2 separate regions of the Homo sapiens genome follow, and region 1 is linked to region 2. The links are chromatin loops, found by intact Hi-C in ENCODE. Cell type or tissue: dorsolateral prefrontal cortex. All regions are shown on one strand. Each heading gives the region's core, and the rest is flanking DNA. Links, peaks and the distances in the headings are about the cores only. Region 1 overlaps FAF1 (Fas associated factor 1). Region 2 has its middle 48 kb from the start of LINC02808.

The links. Hi-C counts contacts between places; a loop is a spot of excess contacts. Peaks named below come from ENCODE experiments on the same cell type or tissue, not always from the same donor. Only the 100,000 strongest peaks of a DNase experiment are listed, where the experiment ranks them.
Region 1: it touches region 2 in a loop (6-fold over the local background); 31 of 110 quality-filtered maps call a loop at or near these places.

Annotation. Positions count from the first base shown.
Region 1 is chr1:50,602,061-50,610,060 of GRCh38, forward strand. The region is part of intron 8 of FAF1 (Fas associated factor 1); the gene reads right to left. Among named protein-coding and RNA genes, the nearest start is that of FAF1-AS1, 160 kb to the left of the region's middle. RefSeq lists an enhancer at 1,286-2,485. In dorsolateral prefrontal cortex, for the core only: a CTCF peak has its summit at 3,617 (motif pointing left); no DNase peak of the experiment used is centred there.
Region 2 is chr1:50,361,334-50,377,501 of GRCh38, forward strand. No RefSeq gene overlaps it. Among named protein-coding and RNA genes, the nearest start is that of LINC02808, 48 kb to the left of the region's middle. In dorsolateral prefrontal cortex, for the core only: CTCF peaks have their summits at 7,301 (motif pointing right), 7,512 and 8,692 (motif pointing right); a DNase peak (open chromatin) is centred at 7,248; H3K4me3 peaks cover 937 bases; H3K27me3 peaks cover 675 bases.

The sequences.
Region 1 (8,000 bases), core at 1-8,000, 240 kb after region 2:
ATCTTCATACATCACTAAGGAGATTTGGTTATGTCACCTGCAGACTCCTTGCTCTGCATGTGACACACCCAGTAACACAAGTGAACGAGATTCAAACTACAGCTTTACTGTTTTTATCTTTTATTCACTCAGTTTGTAAAATACAATTCTCTTGTGTTTTAAGAAGAACAATTAATATGAGACATTTTTTAAAAACCATATCTCAAGCTTGTCATCGTCCTCACAAGACACTGATGTAATTTCATCCAGATTTGGGAATGCTACCGGATATTAGCACTGACTACACTGCACTGATGATCTTTTTAATCTGTGTATTTGTATGTCAAGATGTATCCAACTGTACACTTAAAAAATGTATGGTTTATTACAGGTCAATTATACTTCAATAAGGCAGTATTCAGTGCTATTAATATATGCATTTATATCCTCATATAAAGTATTGCTTTTTTTTTTTTTTTTTGAGACAGAGTCTCACTCTGCCACCCAGGCTGGAGTGCAGTGGTGTGATCTCAGCTCACTGCAACCTCCGTCTCCCAGGTTCAAACGATTCTCCTGCCTCAGCCTCCTGAGTACCTGGGACTACAGGTGCATGCCACCAAGTCCGGCTAATTTTTGTATTTTTGTAGAGATGGGGTTTCATCATGTTGCCCAGGCTGATCTTGAACTCCTCACCTCAAGTGATCTGCCCGCCTCGGCTTCCCAAAATGCTGGGATTACAGATAGGAGCCACCTCACCCAGCCTAAAGTATTGCTTTTTGACATATATATACATACACCCATGAAACCATTCCGTATTTTAAAAAGCAGTTGTATAATAACTGCTACTATTAAGAGCTCAGTATGTATTGTTATTACACAAAGTGCTTTACACGCACTACCCCACTTAATTCTCACAATAACTCTGCCAGGTAAGGATTATAATCCCCACTTTAGAGATGAGGTTACTAAATCTCACACAGAATAAGAAGGTTGCCCAAAGTCAAACAGGTACTGACTGGTGAACCAAAATTAAAACTCAGGCACTTTATCTCACAACCATTTAAAAAGTATCCAATCGAACAACTATTAAGGCTCTAAGATATCTTGTCTTACTATCTGATAACCAGTAATTACTTTCTTTGGCTTAATTAAAACAGCTACTCCTAGATACCATCCATTAGTCAGAAACTACATAGTAAGTGCTTAACATATGTCTACCATACATGACAACTCTGTAAATTAAAGACTATCGTGATTGTACAAATCATAAAACAACCTTAGAGTAGTGGAGTAACCTGTCCAAGATAAATCAGGTACCAGATGGCAAACCAGATTTAACTCCAAAAGCCATGGAGTTTTCTATTACATCACATTTCCAACGTAGATAAGGTTTTTTATAGTAAGGAGTCCTGAAGATGACTTCTAGAATACCCCTTTTAAATTTTCAGATGCTTACTGTTCAGCTAAATAGATTACTGAGGTAGTTTTAAACCGAACTGAGTCATGAGGCTAAAATTTCATTTACTGCCAACCAAAGCGCAACTCTAAAAAGCTTATTTTTATTCACAATCCGAGGTTTCTTCTGCCCTTCCCCCAGCCATTTTTTTTGTCACTTATGTGCTAGAAAAGTCACACAGAGCTTTAATTTGTGGCAGGTTGAAGCAAGCTTATCAAGAATGCTAGTTACCAAGTGTACATGCACTTGTCTGGACTAGCCCACTGCCACATTCTTGTAGCAGGGTTAAACAGCAGTTTAGTCACCTCATAAAAAAGCACACTGTTAAAAAGGAAGTGACTAATAATATTCTGGAACCAACAGAATATTAAAAGACATGTGCAGGTCAAGATCAATTATCAACAAAACTCCTGTGTAAATAGCTCAAAAAACTGTGTTCTCTGCCTGGCCTTGCTGCGTTATAGTCCTCAATTGATTTGGCAAGTTGGTAAAGTTTAATGAAATAAACACCAACAGTTACAAGTTCTCAGGCTTTTTGCTATGTACATAAACACAAACACTACCATGTAAGCAACCGGAGCTGGAAGAAACAAGGATGGCTGCTATACATGGCTTCATTTTACACACAAGATACTAGATTTGGAAGAGTCCTCAGAATTCATCAGTTGCTTGTATCCCAACCAGGAGATCTTGAAGCCTTAGCTGAGTCAAGTGCTACTGCCATATCTTCCACCACTCAGCATCTCCCTTGCCCCATTCCAAGCTAGTAATAAGAATTTCCAGAGAGAAGGTATCAGCAGCCTTCTCTTAAACTTCTATCAGTGATCCCACCATCCCCAACAGATTCCAAATGAAAGGCAGTTTCTCCTCACAAGATAAGGGTCTAATCCTCTCACTTAACAGGAAAAGAAACTGAGGTATAGAGAGGTAAAGTGTTTGTCCCAAGTCTCACATCTGCTTAATGATAGCACAAGCATGTTCTCTTCTTGACTCCTAATCTCGGTTTTTCTTTTTCTTCTTTTTTTGTTTTTTGAGACAGTCTTGCTTTGTTACCCAGACTGGAGTGCAGTGGTACAATCACGGCCGACTGCCACCTCGATCTCCCAGCATCAAGCAATCCTCCCACCTCAGCCTCCTGTGTGGCTGAGTCTGCAGGTGCATGCTGCCATGCCCAGCTAATTCTTTAATTTTTTGTAGAAATGAGGGTCTCCTTATTTTTTGTAGAGATGGAGTCTCATCATGTTGCCCAGGCTGGTCTTGAGCTCCTGGGCTCCCCCTTTTGGCCTCTCAAAGTGCTGGGATTACAGGTGTGAGCCACCACACCCAGCCAGCTATGTGTTTTTTAAAGATGTTACAGTTAATTGTAAAATACTAACAAATATCTTGATTTAATTATCTCATATTTTCTTTTTAAAAGCTTTTGGAAATATATATAGTAATTTTAAATGCTCCTGACTTACTTTTTTGGTTTCTTTCATTTAATCTGGTGGGACTCTCAAAATCAAGGAGAATCACCTGATGCTATTTTCCACATTATAATTACCCACTTTTATGCTTCCTTATACTGTCCCAACATTATCTTGAGATTTTGGCTATCAAACAGAGGTTGCTCAATATAAAAGGTTTTTTTGTTTGTTTGTTTTTTTAATCTTCTAGGGCATTTCATCCCCTAAAACCAGATTATGTCATAGCGAGATAAAGAGCTGCTCACTGTAACAGAATTAGCACAATTTCTAAATGGATATGCTTTTATAACTAAACACAGACATCAATATTCTTGTACTTCATTACTTATTGATTTTAGTGAGTACACTAGAAGAGGTTCTGAAGTATTTTACGTCATTAAAATACTTCTGAAGAGCATTAAGTTACACAATAAGAAATACAACCCAGACCAGCCTAACACTGTCTAATGGCATAGTCCCTCATACCTTTTTAGAGAGAATGGTCAACTTTACCTATATAAAAAAGTACTATCCTCAGGTAAGTAAGTGCTCAAGATGTTATTTGTAAGGCAACTTTAAACCAAAGTTATTTCAGCTCAATCAAGAACTCTGTTTCAAAGTCAACTTTTTTTTTTTTTCACAGAGGCCAATAATCCACACTGTGAATTAAAATAGCCCTTCTTTCACAGTTCCTATCACTACAGCTTTATGCCATTTAGTTGCTTATGAGCACCCTCTGGTGGAGGGCAGAAGAGGGAAAAGAACATATTAAACACATTGCCTATAACCAGTAAGAAGGGTGAGGGGGAAAGAGAGATCTGGAATATGTGCAGATTTCTCTTGACTCTGCTTTTCTTCCTCATATTATTTGATAATTTAGAACTATTTGTTGAATGTTATACTAACCATATAGTTACTCAGAGTTGATAACTTATTCAATAAATATTAAGTTATTATATGTCAGGCACTTGGATCCAAATAACCTGGCCTTGGAGCCAGGCTTTGATAACTAATGTCATTTCTCAGGAAAGCTGCTTATCTCAAAACATCTCAGTTTCCTTGTCTGAGAAATGGGAATAATATCTTTGTTGACAGCAATAAAGAGATAAGTGAAAAAATATGTAGCATAGTGGACTAGATTTTCAACTTTAAAAAAATAAAAATCACACACCACCTCATCTTTGTGTCCTTGCCAGAAGGATTATCATATAGGTGTTTTCAGTTGCAATGCCCAATTATTTTTAAGAATCTAAGCCTAGATGACAGAATTGGTATCATTTAAGTATTTTATATCAACTTATGTCAATTAAATTTAACTGTATTAGTATATGTTCTAAAACATATAACAACCAAATATATTATTCAGTCTTTTCCATACCAAAGATATCCAAATGATGCCGACCAATGTTAAAGAAAAATTTCTTCCTAAGTGAACAAATTTAAATTATAAAGAGAGAAGGGTTTCTTATCATTTCCCACATAACATTCTTGTGAGTGCCAACCTGTGGAGAGCATTTTTGTTTAGATATATTGTAGCTGTGAGAGTTGCTTTTTTTTTTTTTTTTTTTTTTTTTTTGAGACGGAGTTTCACTCTTGTTGCCCAGGCTGGAGTGCAATGGCACGATCTCAGCTCACCACAACCTCCGCCTCCCAGGTTCAAGCGATTCTCCTGCTTCAGCCTCCCGAGTAGCTGGGATTATAGGGATGCGCCACCACACCTGGCTAATTTTTTTGTATTTTAGTAGAGACGGAGTTTCTCCATGTTGGTCAGGCTGGTCTCGGACTTCTGACCTCAGGTGATCCGCCCACCTCGGCCTCCCAAAGTGCTGGTATTACAGGCGTGAGCCACCGCGCCTGGCTGAGCTGTGAGGGTTTCTAAGGGCCCATATCTTATATCACTCATTACCTGCTTACGACTGGGAATTTCGAAAGGATACATTACATAGCCATGTCCAAAAGTGGAACTTGCTCCAGGTTTCCCATTCAATTCCTGCGAGAGGAACTAAACCAAAATTGAGAGAAAGAACAACAGGCTATTGGAGGCAAAAATAACAACAACAAAAACAAACAAACAAACAAATGAAAAACTAAAAAGGTATCTCTGTCTGCTGCAATGACTTTGAGGGACCAGTTAAGCCTCCTGAGAACATTTAGCTTAAAAACATTTAACTAGCCTGTAAGCCACCTTTTTTTTTCCTGTTGCCACCATTAAAGCAAAGCAAAAATTGTTCTTTTACATCTTTAGGCTTCATGGTGCCCTTGTATGACTCCTTTCTGCCATAAGTCAGCCTGTGGTATGATTCCAGGTGTGTAAATACTTGGGAAAAACACTATATATAGAGCAAAGGACCTGGGTTAAAACTCTAAATCTGCCTCTTATTCATTCTGTGACCTTGATCGACTTTCTTCTCTAAGTTTTATCACCTGTATGATGAAAAAATTGGACTAGATGATTCTCATGTTTTCTCTCACCCTGAAAACTTTTTCAGTCTGATGTTCAAGGCCATAACCCTGCCCACCTTTCCAGCCATTACCTCCCACTATTTTTGTATACAGGTTTCTTTGCTCAATGATCCAAAAATGTGCCTTGCATGTGCCTACTCTTAGGCTTCTGCTCAGTCCATTACTCTTGCCTGGGTTTCCCTCACCATTCTTTTCCATCTGTCTATTTCTTAGGCATGTGAACATAATATGAGGAAAATTTAAGTGACAAAACTTCTTCAAAACTCAGCTCAATCTCTTTCTGAAAGCCTTCTATATGACCTCCCCAATTTCACATTTTTCTGTCTCCAAAACACTTGGTATCTTTTGGTAGTCAATCATATCCAGTGACACTCGGACAAATCTTCCAGATAAACCTCATTTATTCAGCTAGTTCCTAAGGGGAGACCCAGAATCCCAGGTGGGAACTGAGTAGACAGAGGCAATGTGGATGTCACAGTGATGCAGGGCAGGCGAGTCCCAAAACTAGGGCTTAGCACAGAAGGGTTCTTGGCTTTGCCCAGAAAAGAATTCAAGGGTGGACCAGAGGTGTTAAGACAGCAACTTTTATTGAAGTGGCAGTGTACAACAGTAGCAAAGCTACTGCTCCTTGCGGAGCAGGGCTCCCCCATAGGCAGTGTGCTCAGAGTAGCAGCTCAAAGGCTGTTCTGCAGTCATATTTATACCTGCTTTTAATTACATGCAAATTAAGGGGTGGTTATGCAGAAATTTCTAGGAAAAGGGGGATAACTTCTGGGTTGTTTAGTTGTTGACATGGAAAGGGGCAGTAACTTCTGGGTGTTCCCATGGTAATGGTAAACAGACATGGCACAATGGTGGACATGTCTTATGGAAAGCTGCTTTTGCCCTGTCCCTATTTTAGCTAGTCCTCAATTTGGTCAGGTGCCTGAGCCCTGCCTCTGGAGTTCAGTCCCGCCTTGCACCTCAATAGACAAAGGTTTTACATGAGTGGGTCAGGAACTGGACCCAAAGGAGGGGAAAGCCAAATTCCTAGAGATCAAAACTCTGTCATCCTACATCTTTGGAAGTCTGCCCAGGCCATAACCATGTATGACATTTCTGTTCTGTTCACTAGGGAAATGGTAATCCTAAGAGAGGCTGCAACATTGCTTCAATGAGTACAACGGATGAGGGGACCTGCTGTCCTAGGAGGGGAGGGGAAGAAGTAGTGTCTTACTGAAGAAGGAGAAGTCCTACCCCAAAATGTCTCCCCCTATCTCTCAAATCATTTGTATCACTGACAACGAAGTATCTGGAAAAATGTGTCATTGTAAGGTAACTTCTTTGGTAGGTAGATGTCACTATACTTCGTTGCAGAGGTATAAAAGCAGAGCAATTATGAACTTGGACTCCAAAGCCATTCTTCTAGGGTTTGAAATCCTGGCTCTGCTGGTTAAGAGCTTGTATGACTCTGGACAACTCTCTCACCTTCTCAGTGCCTTAATTTCCACCTCTGTAAAGTCTTATAAGTTACAAGATTGTTGTGAAGATTCAAGAGTATGTGTATCTGAATCTGTCTATCAACCAATATATCTATCTATGCTTGACTGTATGAATGTTGCTAAATCACTCTGGGGGAACAGACAGACAGTACTATAAGTAGAGTGCAAAATACCATTATCCACTCACTTAACTAATAGTTACTGAACAACCACAATGTGTCAAGACCTCAGCTGAGTGCTAGAGATAGAGCCAATGGTGAACAGTTTCTGCTTTGATAAAGCCAATAATTTTCCAGGCTTTAGGTTTGTGAATAAAGTATAGATCATGCTAGTTCTATTTTATGCTATTCTGCCTAATCCTTGTTATTCCCTCTTAGTAAGAATGAACCTGGCATAGCTTGCCACACCGCCATTTCACAGACAAGAAAAATGAGGCTCATATTTTCACCCAGGGTCGATCACAGACCTAACAGACAGCAAAACTGAGTCAGAACTAACTTCATCTCTAGTATTTATTTGAGGCAAGGTCTCACTCTGTCACCCAGGCTGGAGTGCAGTGGCTTGATCACAGCTCACCACAGCCTTTACCTCCCAGGCTCCAACAATTTTTCCACTTCAGCCTCCTGAGCAGCTGATACTACAGGCACATGCCACCACATCTGGCCAACTTTTTTTAAATTTTTAGTAGAGTCTTGCTATGTTGCCCACACTGGTCTCGAACTCCTGGGCTCAAGCAATCCTCCTACCTTAGCTTCCCAAAGTGCTGGGATTACAGGTGTGAGCTACTGCGCCTGAAGATTCCCAGCTTTTAAAAATGACATCATCTCCACCTGAAACATAAACCAACCAGGCTGACTTGTCAAGCTTTTAATTTTGGGGATGCAGGAACATGGTGAAGTTGAATTATGGAAAAAAAAAAAAAGTTAAGTCATTAGATTGCCCAAAATATAACTATATTTTAAGACCATGAAAAGAATAAAGAGAACAACTTATGTTGCAAAACCACGTTTCACCTGTTTACTCCCCCACACCCCCACAGTTAGCTTCTATAGCCAGGAAATTTATAAACAAAAATCTCACTTTAACTTTTCTATACTCTACTCAGGTCAGGCAAACATAGTCATTAGTGATTTGAATTAGTTTGCTAAATAAATTAAAGTATACTTTTAAAAGACA
Region 2 (16,168 bases), core at 3,217-11,216:
AGGAGAAATAAAATCCTTTTCAGACAAGCAAATACTGAGGGAATTCATCACCACCAGGCCTGCCTTGCAAGAGATCCTGAAGGAAGTACTAAACATGGAAAGGAAAAACCAGTACTAGCCACTGCAAAACACACTGAAATACAAAGACCAATGACACTCTGAAGAATCTTCATCAACTAGTGTGCAAAGTCACCAGCTAGCATCATGATGACAGGATCAAATTCACACATAACAATATTAACCTTAAATGTAAATAGGCTAAATGCCCCAATTAAAAGACACAGACTGGCAAATTAGATAAAGAGTCAAAACCCATCAGTGTGCTGTATTCAAGAGACTCATCTCACGTGCAAAGACACACAGAGGCTCAAAATAAAAGGATGGAGGCAAATTTACCAAGAAAATGGAAAGCAGAAAAAAGCAGGTGTTGCAATCCTAGTTTCTAACAAAACAGACTTTAAACCAACAAAAATCAAAAAAGACAAAAGAAAGGCATTACATAATGGTAAAGGGATCAATTCAACAAGAAGAGCTAACTATCCTAAATACATATGTACCCAATATAGGAGCACCTAGATTCATAAAACAAGTCATTAGAGACCTACAAAGAGACTTAGACTCCCATACAATAATAGTGGGAGACTTTAACACCCCACTGTCGATGTTAAACAGATCAATGAGATAGAAAACTAACAAAGATATTTGGAACTTGAACTCAGCTCTGGATCAAGTGGACCTGATAGATATCTACAGAACTCTCCACTCCAAAACAACAGAATATACATTCTTCTCAGTGCCACATGACACTTATTCTAAAATCAATCACAGAATTGGAAGTAAAACACTCCTCAGCAAATGCAAAAGCATTGAAATCATAACAAACAATCTCTCAGACCACAGTGCAATCAAAGTAGAACTCAAGATTAAGAAACTCACTCAAAACCTCACAACTACATGGAAACTGAACAACCTGCTCCTGAGTGACTCCTGGAGAAATAATGAAATTAAGGCAGACATCAAGAAGTTCTTTGAAACCAATGAGAACAAAGAGACAATGTACCAGAATCTCTGGGACGCAGCTAAAGCGGTGTTAAGAGGGAAATTTATAGCACTAAATAACCACATCGGAAAGCTAGAAAGATCTCAGATCGACACTGTAACATCACAACTGAAAGAACAAGAGAAGCAAGAGCAAACAAATCCAAAACCTAGCAGAAGACAAGAAATAACTAAGATCAGACTGGAGCTGAAGGAGACAGAGACATGAAAAATCCTTCAAAAAAATCAATGAATCCAGGAGTTGGTTTTTTGAAAAAAAAAATAGTAAAATAGGTAGACTAATGAAGAAAAGAGAGAGGAATCAAATAGACACAATAAAAAATGATAAAGGGGATATCACCACTGACGCCACAGAAATATAAACTACCATCAGAGAATACTATAAACACCTCTATGCAGAGGTGTCCTACTATAAACTAGAAAATCTAGAAGAAATTGATAAATTCCTGGACACATACACCCTCCCAAGACTAAACCAGGAAGAAGTCAAATCCTTGAATAGACCAATAACAGGTTCTGAAGTTGAGGCAGTAACAAATGGCTTACCAGCCAAAAAAAGCCCAGGACCAGATGGTTTCACAGCCAAATTCTATCAGAGGTACAAAGAGGAGTTCATACCATTTCTTCTGAAACTATTCCAAACAATTGAAAAGGAGGGACTCCTCCCTAACTCATTTGATGAAGCCAGCATCATCCTGATACCAAAACCTGGTAGAGACACAACAAAAAAAGAAGACTTCAGGCCAATATCCCTGATGAACATTGATAAGAAAATCCTCAATAAAAACTGGAAAACTGAATCCAGCAGCACATCAAAAAGCTTATCCACAATGATCAAGTCAGCTTCATCCCTGGGATGCAACTCTGGTTCAACATATGCAAATCAATAAATGCAATCCATTATATAAACAGAACCAATGACAAAAACCACATGATTATCTCAATAGATGCAGAAAAGGCCTTTGATAAAATTCAACATCCCTTCATGTTAAAAACTCTCAATAAACTAGGTATTGATGGAACATGTCTCAAAGTAATAAGAGCTATTTTTGACAAACCCACAACAAATATCATACTGAATGGGCAAAAGCTGGAAGCATTCCCTTTGAAAACCAGCACAAGATAAGGATGCTGTCTCTCACAAGTCCTATTCAACATAGTATTGCAAGTTCTGTCCAGGGCAATCAGGCAAGAGAAAGAAATAAAGGGTATTCAAATAGGAAGAGAGGAAGTCAAATTGTCCCTGTTTGCAGATGACATGATTCTATATCTAGAAAACCCCATAGTCTCAGCTCAAAAGCTCCTTAAGCTGATAAGCAACTTCAGCAAATTCTCAGGATACGAAATCAAGGTGCAAAAATCACAAGCATTCCTATACACCAACAATAGACAAGCAGAGAGCCAAATCATGAATGAACTCCCATTCACAATTGCTACAAAGAGAATAAAATGCCACCTAGGAATACAGCTAACAAGGGATGTGAAGGACCTCTTCAAGGAGAACTACAAACCACTACTCAAGGAAATAATAGAGGACACAAACAAATGAAAAAACATTTCATTCTCATGGATAGGAAGAATCAATGTCATGGAAATAAACATACTGCCCAAAGTAATTTACAGATTCAATGCTATTCCCATCAAACTACCACTGACACTCTTCACAGAATTAGAAAAAACTACTTTAAAATTCATATGGAACCAAAAAAGGGCCCATATAGCCAAGACAATCCTAAGCAAAAAGAACAAAACTGGAGGCATCACACTACCTGACTTCAAACTATACTATAAGGCTACAGTAACCAAAACAACACGGTACTGGTACCAAAACAGACACATAGACCAATGAAACAGAATAGAGACCTCAGAAATAAGACCACACATCTACAACTACCTGATCTTCGACAAACCTGACAAAAATCAGCAATTGAAAAGGATTACCTATTTAATAAATGGTGCTGAGAAAACTGGCTAGCCATATGCAGAAAACAAATTGGATCCCTTCCTTACACCTTATACAAAAATTAACTCAAGATGGATTAAAGACTTAAATGTAAAACTCAAAACTGTAAAAACTCTAGAAGAAAATCTAGATAATACTATTCAGTACATAAGCATGGGCAAAGACTTTATGATGAAATCACCAAAAACAATTGCAACAAAAGCTAAAATTAACAAATGGGATCTAATTAAACTAAACAGCTTCTGCACAGCAAAAGAAACTATCATCAGAGTGCACAGGCAACCTACAAAATGGGAGAAAATTTTTGCAATCTACCCATCTGACAAAGGTCTAATATCCAGAATTTACAATGAACTTAAACAAATTTAGAAGAAAAAAGAAAAGCAATCCCTTCAAAAAGTGGGCAAAGGACATGAAAAGACACTTCTCAAAAGAAGACATTTATGCAGCCAACAAACGTATTTTAAAAAGCTCAACATCACTGATCATTAGAGAAATTCAAATCAAAACCACAATGAAATATCATCCCCTGCTAGTCAGAATGGTAATTATTAAAAAGTCAAGAAACAACATATGCCGGCAAGTCTGTGGAGAAATAGGAACACTTTTACACTGTTGGTGGGAATGTAAATTAGTTCAACCATTGTGGAAGACAGTGTGGTGATTCCTCAAGGATCTAGAACCAGAAATACCATTTGACCCAGCAACCCCATTACTGGACATATACCCAAAGGAATATATATCATTCTGTTATAAAGATACATGCACACGTATGTTTATTGCAGCACTATTCACAATAGCAAAGACATGGAACCAAATGCCCATCAATGATAGACTGGATAAGGCACATATACACCATGGAATACTATGCAGCCAAAAAGGGATGAGATCATGTCCTTTGCAGGGACATGGATGAAGCTAGACGCCATCATCCTCAGCAAACTAATACAGGAGCAGAAAACCAAACACCACGTGTTCTCACTCGTGAGTGAGAGTTGAACAATGAGAACACAGAGACACAGGGAAGGACACAACACACACTGGGGCCTCTCAGTGAGGCGAGGGGAGGGAGAGCATCAGGACAAATAGCTAATGCATGTGGGGCTTAATACCTAGGTGATGGGTTGGTAGGTGCAGCAAATCACCATGTCACACGTTTACCTATGTAACAAACCTGCACGTTCTGCACATGTATTCTAGAACTTAAAATAAAATTTTAAAAAGTAAATAAATAAATAAGTGAATAAATGAAAACCTCACATTCTAAAAAGCAAATAAACCAACAAAAATTACAGGCACATGCCTGTAATTCCAGCTACTTGGGAGGCTGAGGCAGGAGAATTGCTTGAACCCAGCAGGTGGAGGTTGCAGTGAGCCAAGATCACATCACTGCACTCCAGCCTGGGTGAGAGAGACTCTGTCTCAAAAAAAAAAAAAAAAATGCAGGGCAACATAATTTCTAAGAATTCACTACACAAGGGAAAGCTCTTCCTGATAGTTGAAAACAAACTGATAAATATAGAAAAAATAGTGGAATTAGAAAATTACCACCAGATAGCATCATTATAACAATTGATTCAAGCAAGAATCATCAGTGATGCTAAAACTAGTAAGAGATAGGTGCTTATTAATTACAAAATGAAAAACAATAACTACACTGGAGAAACCTGGCAGGCACCTCCTTAAACATGTGATTAAAGTTAACATCACCAGCAACAGTAATAGATACCATGTGCCTCCTGATATGATGCACTGAGAAAAACACAGCATCACTTCTGTGATGTTCCTGCCAACAGTGCACGACCTAAATGTAGCTTGTAGGAAACATTAAACAAATTCAAACTGAGAGACATCCTGCAAAATACGTGTCCTATACTCTTGAAAAAAATGTTAATGTCATGAAGGCAAAGAAAAACTAAGGAACTGCTACAGATTAAAAGAGGCTAAAGAGACATGACAACTAAATGCAGTACAAAATCTGGAATTTTTCTGCTCTAAAGGACATTATAGGCACAGTTGGCAAAACCTAAATAAGTTCGTTACATAAAATAATAGCCCTGAATCAAAGTCCCTTCCTTCCTTCCTTCTTTCCCTTCCCTTCCCTTCTCCTTCCTTCCTTCCTCCCTCCCTCCCTCCTTCCCTTCCCTTCGCTTCCCTTCCCTCCATCTTTCTTTCTCTCTCTTTCCTTCTCCCTTTCTTTCTTTCTTTCTTTCTTTCTTTCTTTCTTTCTTTCTTTCTTTCTTTCTTTCTTTCTTTCTTTCTTTTCTCTTTCTTTAACAGAGTCTGACTCTGTCATCCAGGCTGAAGTGCAAGTAGCATGATCTTGCCTCACAGCAACCTCTGCCTCCTGGAATCAAGCAATCCTCCCACCTCAGCCTCCCAAGTAGCTGGGACTCCAGGTGCCCATCTCCACACCTGGCTAATTTTTTTTTTTTTTTTGTAGGGAAGGGGTTTCACCATGTTGCCCAGGCTGGTCTTGAACTCTCAGCTCAAACCATCCTCCTATCTTGACCTCCCAAAGTACTGGGATTACAGGCATAAGCCACAGCGCCCAGCCTAAAACCCATTTCAAAGTTTAAAAGCATGTAAAGGGATAAAGGGGCATCCTTATATTTTTTAAAATGCACATATTAGGGGAATCTGGTGTGAAAAGTAGATAGGAATTCTTATAATTTTTTCCCTGTCTGAAATTTAGGGAGAAAAATTTTTTAAAAGAGAAAATTTAAAAGCTGGTCAGGTACTGTGTGCACATGGGTCTGGTTTGTTGACAGTAGGCAGCCCTGGAGTCGGGGTGTTCTGACTGGGCCATTTCATTGGGTGTCTCCCCACACCAACTCAGTACCATCTTCCAGTCTCCTGCCTGGAAGGAGGTGCTAGGAGCCCAGTGAGGCAGCAAAAGGGTGCTGTGCTGAACATGCAGGACATAAACATTCACCTAATCTGTGTTCAGTACAGGGTTCCCACTCCCAAGCACCTCCCCTCCCAGGCCACAGACCCTCTGTTTTATCCTCTCTAAATAAACCTCTAGTCTTCTGGATTATAGGGGGAGAGTGTCATCTGACTGCAGGAAGAAGAATCAAGGGCTCTAACTACTTTCTGTTTTTAGCCTAACCTACTTCTAGAAGTGCCTGAGTATTCTGGGGGTTCCCAGTGTAAACCCAGTTGCTCATGTAGACCTGTTAGGGTGTAAGATGCAGCTTTCTGAGGTCTGTTGCGTCAAATGTTGCTCTCTGCTCCAGCTTCCAAAATGCTGCTTGAAATTTGCTAGGAGGGTAAGACTTAAGTATTCTCACTACACCAAAAAAGAAAAAAAAAAAAAAGGTAACTGTATGAGGTGACAGATACGTTAATTAGCTTGGTTGTGGAATCATTTCACAATGTATGCCTATATCAAAACATCATGTTGTACACCTTAAATATATACAATTTTTGTCAATTATACCTTAATACAGCTAGAAGAAGATTTTAATGCTACTGTCTTCGCTGTTGTTCTCTTTGTCCTTGTGGGTTTGAATATTTTAATAAAATCTCTTTGCTGTCATTTTAGTAGAGTTTCAGGAAAAACCACATGTCCAACCTGTCATCATCAACTGGAAGTCCTTTGCTATGTTTTCTAATCTTCTACAATGACATGCATTGCTTGTGCAATTTTAAAATATATTTAAGCACATAAAAGAACTAAATGTTGTGAAACCATATAAAACAGTTTAGAAATAGGATGTTCATCAGGCTTCTGACGGGAGGATAATTAAGCTCTGAAAAGCGGCTGGGTGATGTGAAAGAACTTGAAGATTGGGCTCACATCCCAAGGCTGTCTTTCATTGGCATTGTGACATGAAGGTGAATACAATCCTCTGTGAACGCATTTTAACCCTCGGTTACCATATGAGGGGAGGCGTCTGTAGGGTCAACTGCACAAGGCTTGAGAGTTCAAATCTCGCTGAATTCTAGAGGCAAAAAAGGAGGTCCTGCACCCAGGCCAAAGCCCTCCTTTGGCGCTGAGGCTCAGGAAAGAGCACGTCAGTACCCGCTGTTAACTCGGAACTGAGGCTGCAGCCAGGCCTCTGTCCCCCGCACCAAGAACAAGGTAAAAATAAATCCAGAGAGTGAGTCAAGTCAGGGGCTCGGCGCCAAACCCACAGCCCCGGCCCCATGGATGCATAGGGCGGTCCACACCTGTATCTACCAGCGCTCACCTCCAGCGTTAAACCCAGGTGCGCGGCGGCCGGGATAAAGTGGGGCACGCGAGGAACTGACTTTCTATATTATACCACACGGGGGCAGCAGAGGACAGGCAGAGAAAACCGAGAGGGTCTTGGGAATGGGGTGGGAGAAGGTAGGAGACTGGGAGAGAATATAAAGGGACAGAAAATACACTAAAAAGAGATGGCAGAAAAAAGAAGGGCGCGGGAGACAGACTCGGGGCGATAAAGGGAGGAAGCACTACTAACGTAGTGATCCCGCACATATGGACAGTTACTATGTGCAAGGTGCTGGGCACTCACTGTGTCATGGAGTACAGGAGCTCGTTTCATAGTTGAAGAAACAGGATGGGAGGTGGCGTGGCCAGCCTTCAGTCACAGCATGGGCACCAGCACCTACTGGCAGGGTTATTTAACTTCTCTGTGCCTTGCTTTTCTTATCTACCTCACAAGGTTGTGAGGATGAAATGAGATAACACGTGTAAAGCTCCAGAACAGCACCTGGCACATGGCTAACATTCAACAAACGCCAACGATGATGATGATGATGGTGGTGGTGGTGATGATGATGATGATGGTGGTATAATGATGATAGTGATGATGGTGATGGTGATGATGGTGATGATGATGATGGTAATGGTGGGGGTGATGGTGGTGGTGGTGATGGTGGTGGTGATGATGATGATGGTAGTGATAATGATGATGATGGCGATGATGGTGATGGTATAATGATGTTGGTGATGATGATGGTGATGATGATGATGGTGGTGGTGATGATGATGGTGATGGTGGTGGTGATGATGATGGTGACAATGAAGATGGTGGTGATGATGATGATGATGGTGGTGATAATGATGACAGTTATGATGGTGATGGTGATGGTGATAATGGTGGTGGCAATGATGATGGTGATTATGATGATGATGATGATGGTGATGATGATGATGGTGATGACGATGGTGATAATGATATTGTTGAATCCCTACATGGAGGAGGACCCTTGGTTTCCAGGTTTGTGGAGTGCTGTTGAAAAAATCTTCCCCCATATTTCAGATGGGGAACTGAAGCCCAGTAAGATTGCATGACAGCACAGGGACCTACAGCCATGCAATACGAGGGCCAGGATTCAAAATCAGGTCATTTGACCCTTTCCACCTCACCCTCTACCTCAGCACGGGACAGAAAGTGCCTGTTCATCCCAATTGCTAAAATATGTGCCACATTTACCTGCTGAGTGCAGCCTGATGCCAGGCCCAGGGCTGACACCATGTTTTGCTCTCAAGCAGCTTACTCTTGGGAATGAAAGGTCAGAGCGAAGAGCAGGTGGGAGGTCTGTTGGACGTGCTCACCATCCCTGTTGTGGACAAAGAGAAGAGGATCCGGTCCTGCTCATGTCTCACACGCCCAATTTCTGGCCTGTCAGGGACAAATATCTGGATAGTGAGCATGCCAAACAGATGTCACCAGGAGAGGGAGCATGTTGCTATGGGAGGAAGGCTGCACCTGGTCTCCAAAGCCTGACCTCCAATTGCAGCTGGGTGCCCCTAGGTCAAGTACTTAAACATCCTCCTCTGCCGCAACCTCTTCATCTGCAAAACGAGAATAATAATGATCCTCTCTTCCTCAACAAGGCAGGGTGAGAAGATGAAATGATGCGATTAATGCAAAGGGTCAGCCTGGCACACAGGATTCTCCAAGCAGGGAGTTCTGTTATCTGGAAAAGGAGAATGATAATATTCTCACTGGGTTATTTCATAGAGTGACAGAAATTATTGGTGTTCCAGTGCCTGAGACACAGCAGATATTCAATCAGCCCTGCTGCGTTAAATCAGATCTGCTGCCATGCTTCGTAGCATTGGAGTCCCTCACAGGGATGCAACGTCCCAATACAGGTTGGCCTTTTCAGCTAACAACAATAACTTGGGAACAATGCCTTTGCACCTCTCAACCATGTACCTCAAGAAGAATGTGTGCATGGGACGGTGAACACTTCAAAGGAGAGTGAGCTTCGGGACCTCCTTCAAGGAGCCCTGGGTCAGCCCCTGCTGTGTCCACTGGTGACCGTATGGTCCTCTCTCCTGATGCATCCCCTCCTTCCTTGGCCCTCACTCACTCTTAGCGGGTGACCCCAGACTGATTCACAGAGCCAACTGTGGCCCCAAAACAACCCCTAGCAGCTTTCTTTTCAACAGTGGCCAGCAACCTCCACAATCCTTGCCCCTGTCCTTCTGCCCCTCTGAAAAGCAGAGTCCTTTCTCTGGCCCAAAGCTACTCTCTGCCCATGCACCTCTTCATCCACCAGTTCCTCTCTCCTGGCAGCTTCCCACCAGAAGTGAAGCTGGCTCCACACGCCAGCAGATCGCCGCCACAGTCTTCGCTTTCTCCCCTCCTGCCCAAATGCTCTTCTCCTCTCCCCTGGCTTCCACCTCCACCCTACTCCTCTGAAACAAAGGCCCCTTGTCGCCTCTTGAAAGTTTCTCACCCTCTCTGAAGAGGCTTAGTGAATTTTCCAAACAAGCAATGAAAGGAAACCTCTCTATTTACCAAAGCAGCCCTTTAGCAGCCTGAAGCAGTGTCAACCCTCCCTCCTTAAAAACCTCCCATGCTCCTTTGATGCCAGCGCTCCAGGTTTTCCTCCTATCTCTCTGCCCACATCTCCTTTGACTCCTCAGTAGACTCCTCTTTTTCCCTGCTGACAATTCCTGAAATCTCTGTCTTCAGCCCAAATCTTTCACCTGAGCACAGACTCACATGCCCAGCTGCCTCCTCTCCATCTCCACTTGCATGTCCCACAGAAACCTTTGACCCAAAGTGTCAACAAATGAGCTGACTTCCTTCTCCCCTCCTCAGACTTTGCCATCTCCATGCCCTCAGCCAACCAAGCCCAAAAACTCTGCCAGACCCAGTGCTTCTCTTGTTCTCATCCCCGTGGCCAATCAACCTTCATGTCCTGTCAACTCTGCTCTCCAAAACTCCCTTGGGTCCACCTTCCTCCAGTCAGCCCAGGGAACACTCAAGACTACATTCCTCCAGTCCACCTGCTCTGGGAAGTCTTCCATGCTTGCCCCAGGCACCATTAGGGGCTCCCTCCTTGGAGCCCCCTGCCCTCTGTACACCACAGGTTGTGCACTGGCCACTCAGGGACCACAGCCAGCCTTCAGATGTGTAGTGTTTTCCTTCACTATGAAGGCCATCACACAGCTTTTAAAAACAAGTCACTACCAACTGTTGCCTAGAGCTGCCTAACATAACTGGCTGACTTAAAGTAACAGAAATTTATCCTCTCACAGTTCTAGAGACTAGGAGCCTGAAATCAAGGTGTCGGTTAGGTATGCTCCTGCCAACGGCTCTAGGGGAAAATGCTTTCTTGCTTCTTCTAGCTTCTGGTAGATGCCAGCAATACTTGGCATTCCTCAGCGGTGGCAGCATCACTCCAATCTCTGTCTCTGTCTTCACATGGTCATCTTCCCTCTGTGTCTCTGTTCTTGCTTTCTCTTCTTAGATAAAGACACATTGGATTAAGACCCACCCTAATCCCTATGACTCCATCTCACATCTGCAAAAAAACTATTTTCAAATAAAGTCATATTCTGAGGTTCCAGGGAGACATAAATTTCGGAGGGAAAGTATTCAACTCAATACTTTTTTTCTTTAAGTGATGATGTGTCTCCCTATGTTGCCCAGGCTGGTCTCAAACTCTTGGCCTCAAGACATCCTCCCATTTCAGCTTTCCAAAGTGCTGGGGTTACAGGCATGATCCGTGACACCCACCCTCAACTCAATACATTTAAAATAAGGAAATTTCAAATAAATATCCAGATTACCACTTCTCTTTTAAAAAATTGGATTTGGCCCCATATCCTGCATCTCAGATTCTTGCGTAGCTGCTGACGCTGAGAAGCAGCCTCCTCAGTCCCATTTGCACCGGGCATATATTCTCCACTTATCACAGTCCCTTCCACAAGGGGTCCAACAACTGCAATGGCAGGAAAGTGTTAAAGAAATATCCCAAACTTATCCCCCTGGAAACTAGTAGTAACTTTCTGTCAGAGTAAGAGAAAGTGGCAAAGGGGAGAGTTGTGTGCAACTTTTCAAGAGGAACCTGCTGTCACCCCAAGCACTTCTCTCATTTACATTATCTGCCTTGCCCCTGTAGGAATTTTCATCTGGAGCATGGCTGTACAACAATGGCATGTTCATGAGACTCTCACTCACTGGATGACCCTGTCCATACCCCACCCATATCCCCTTGTCCTTATTTACCATTCCTCAGCCTGTCTACTCACCTTCCAACTTCGATCATCTATGTTACTTTACCTAAGAGCTTCCTCTGGCTACCAGAGCCCCTTCTTCCTACCCATGGGCCATCCCTTAACCACGGATTGACAAAAGTTGGTGTATCAATACATCAGCTCCCTCACCCCTCAGGTGGAATCATTCTAAGGCATGAGTTCTACACTGGAGTGCTCACAGTCCCCCCGCAGGGTGAAGCTCCAGCTACTCACAGTGGCAACTTGTTTCTGTACCATACCCTCTGTTGGCTCACTACCTGCCCTGTCTCTTTTCCCTCTCTCCTGGAGAAGTGCTTCCTGGGATCCCCTGTCGAATAAGCTATTTGCACATGAGCCCTTCTCTCAAGGTAGGCTTCTGGAGAAAACCAAATTGGAGGACAGAAACATGGCCTGTTTGCCATATTCATCTCCCCATCCACAGAACACAGCACAATTAATAAGCACATCATAAAGAGTACTCATTATTCATCCATTTATTCAGCTATGTGTGTCTAGCTCCACTTCATGCCAGGCCTGGGCTAGAGGCTGGGATATATTGATGAGAGGGTGCACTAATTTTCCTGCCCTCCTGAAGCTTCTAATCCAGGAAAAACCAACTTTCAAGAAAACAGAGACTGCTTTCCCCTAGAAGCCAACAACATGGTCCTGAATAAACTTAGAAATGTTAAAAAAAAAAAAAAAAGTGGAGAAATAGCACAAGCTAGCAATGAGTAGGAACTAAAATGAGTGAGTTGATTCTTCATTCACCTGGCAAATATCCACTGAGTACCTATTCAAGCATTCCTGGCACATGCATGAATACTTAAACAGTCAAACAGAATACCAGAAAGTCAAAGTCAGTGTTCCCATAGAGAACACAGAGAATGTGGCAGCACCAAAGAGGAACTAACTCAGCCTGGCAGGCCAAGAGGACTCCCTGGAGGAGGCGTCACCTGAGCTGGGTCTTGAAAGACAAAAAGGTATTTGCAAGACATAGAAAGGAAAAAGCATTCTAGGTAAAGGAAACTGCAATAGAAAGATAGAAAGGTGTGACAAATAGATAATCTAAGATCACATCTCAAGGAGCTAGAGAAGCAAGAACAAACCCAAACCCAGCAGAAAAAAGGAAATAACCAAGATCAGAGCAGAACTAAATAAAATTGAAACAAACCAAATACAAAGATAAATGAAACAAAAAGCTGGTTCTTTGAAAAGATAAATAAAATGTGTAGGCTATTAGCAAGATTAACCAAGAAAAGAAGAAGATCCAAATAAGCACAATTAGAAATGAAATGGGAAACATTTACAACCGATACCGCAGAAATACAAAAGATCATTCAAGGCTACTATGAACACCTTTAGAAAACCTAGAGGAGATGGATAAATTCCTGGAAATATACAACCCTCCTAGATTAAACTAAGAAGAAATTGAAACTCTGAACAGATTAATAACAAGCAGTGAGATTGAAATGGCAATTTAAAAGCTGCCAAAAATAAAGTCCAGGACCAGATGGGTTCACAGCTGAATTCTATCAGACATTCAAAGAAGAATTGGTACTAAACCCATTGACACTATTTCAAAAGATAGAGAGGGAATCCTCCATAAATCATTCTATGAAGCCAGTATCACTCTAATACTAAAACTAGGAAAGCACATAACGAAAACTACTGACCAATATCCCCAGTGAATATAGGTGCAAAACTCCTCAACAAAATACTAAATAACTGAATCCAACAGCATATCAAAAAGATAATCCACCATGATCAAATGGGTTTTATACCAGGGATGCAGGGATGGTTTAACATAAATGAGTCAATAAATGTGATACACCACATAAGCAGAATTTAAAACAAAAATCACATGATCCTCTCAATAGATGCGGAAAAACCAGTTGACAAATTCCAGCATTGCTCTATGATTAAAACCCTCAGCAAAATCAGCATAGAAGGGATGTAACTTAAGTCAATAAAAGCCATCTATGACAAACTTACAGCCAACATTATACTGAATGGGGAAAAGTTGAAAGCATTCCCCTTGAGAACTGGAACAAGACAAGGACTCCCACTTTCACCACTTCTATTCAGCATAGTACTGGAAGTCCTAGCCACAGCAATCAGACAAGAAAAAGAAATAAAGGATATCCAAATTGGTAAAGAGGAAGTCAAACTGTCACCGTTTGCTGATGACATGATCATATACCTAGAAACCCCTAAAGACTCATCCAAAAAGCTCCTAGAACTGGTGAATGAATTCAGCAAAGTTGCAGGATAAAAAATTAATATACACAAATCAGTAGCCCTGCTATACACCAACAGTGACCAAGCTGAGAATCAAATCAAGAACTCAACCCCTGTTACAATAGCTGCAAAAATAAAAATAAAATACTTAGGAATATACTTAACCAAGGAGGTGAAAGACCTCTACAAGGAAAACTACAAAACAGTGCTGAAAGAAATCATAGATGACACAAACAATTGGAAACACATCCCATGCTTGTGTGAAATTGTGAAAATCACCATACTGCCAAAAGCAATCTGTAAATTCTTTGCAATTCACATCAAAATACCACCATTATTCTTCACAGAACTAGAAAAAAAATCCTAAAATTCAAATGGAACCAAAAAAAGAACCTGCACAGCCAAAGCAAGACTAAACAAAAAGAACTAATCTGGATGCACCACATTACCCAACTTCAAACTATAGTATAAGGCCATAGTCACCAAAACAGCATGGTACTGGTATAAAAATAGGCACATAGACCAATGGAGCAGAAAAGAGAACCTAGAAATAAAGCCAAATACTTAGAATCAACTGATCTTCAACAAAGCAAACAAAAACATAAAATAGGGAAAGGGCACCCTATTCAACAAAATGATGCTGGGATAAGTGGCAAGCCATATGTAGAAGAATGAAACCAGATCCTCATCTCTCACCCTATACAAAAATCAACTCAAGATGGATCAAAGACTTAAATCTAAGACCTGAAATCATAAAAATTCTAGAAGACAGCTTTGAAAACCCCTTCTAGACATTGGCTTGGGCAAGGACTTCATGACCAAGAACCCAAAAGCAAACACAACAAAAACAAAGATAAATAGAAGGAACTTAATTAAACTAAAAAGGTTCTGCACAGAAAAAGAAATAATCAGCAGAGTAGACAGACAACCCGCAGAGTAGACAGACAACCCACAGAGTGGGAGAAAATCTTCACAATCTATACATCTGACAAAGGACTAATATCCAGGGTCTACAAGGAACTCAAACAAATGAGCAAGAGAAAAACAAACAATCCCATCAAAAAGTGGGCTAAGGACATGAATAGACAATTCTCAAAAGAATATGTACAAATGGTCAACAAACATATGAAAACGTGCTCAACATCACTAATGATCAGGGAAATGCGAATCAAAACCACAATACGATACCACCTTACTCCTGCAAGAATGGCCATAATCAAAAAAATAAAAAACTAATAGATGTTGACGTGGATGTGGCAAAAAGGGAACATTTTTACTCTGTTGGTGGGAATGCAAACTAGTAAAAGCACTATGGAAAACTGTATGGAGACTCCTTAAAGAACTAAAAGTGATCCACCATTTGATCCAGCAATCCCACTCCTGGAGGGTATCTACCCAGAGGAAAAGAAGTCATTTTACGAAAAAGATATTTGCACATGTATGTTTATAGTAGTACAGTTTGCAATTGCAAAAATGTGGAACTGGTCCAAATGCCTATCAATCAATGAGTGGATAAAGAAAATGTGATATATACGTGTGTGTATACATATATATGCCCATATATACGTGTGTATATATAAATGTGGTGTGTGTATATATATATATTATATATATAAAATATATATATATAATGGAATACTACTCAGCCATAAAAAGGAACGAAATAATGGCATTCCCAGCAACCTGGATGGAATTGGAACCATTATACTAAGTGAAGTAACTCAGGAATGGAAAACCAAACATCGTATGTTCTCACTCATAAGTGGGAGCTAAGCTATGAGGACACAAAGGCATAAGAATAATACAATGGACTTTGGGAACTTGGGGGAAAGGGTAGAAGGGGGGTAAGAGATAAAATACTATACATTGTGTATAGTGTACACTGCTTGGGTGATGGGTGCACCAAAATCTCAGAAATCACCACTAAAGAAGTTATCCATGTAACCAAACACCAACTGTTTCCCCAAAACCTAATGAAATCAAGGGAAAAAAAAAGAAAGGTAGAAAGGAGTGGAGATGGGTCTATTTGGGTAAGTACAACTGGCTCAGTGTGGCTGGGACAAAGAAGAGGGCTCTCAAGGGAGGAGAAACAGGCAGAGGCAGAATTATGAAGGAGTTCCTGCACCAATCAGAGGCATTCAAACCTCCTTAAGCCTCAGTTTTCTCCTCAGTGGATGAACATCATGAGGCTCTTGTAAAGAGAAAATGCACTATTGCAAGGGAAGATGTTTATATGACATCTGGCATTTCACTGGCCCTCAGGGAGCAGTAGTCACTTTATGCTAAGAATTGCAGGATTTTAAACAGCACAACAGCACAGTCAGCTTGGAGCCTTGAAAGATGCCAGTGAGGAGGCTGCTGTGATCTAAAGGGAGACATTGGCTGCCTGGAGTCCACATGCCCTTGGCCTACTCCAGAGGTCACCTGCATAAGTT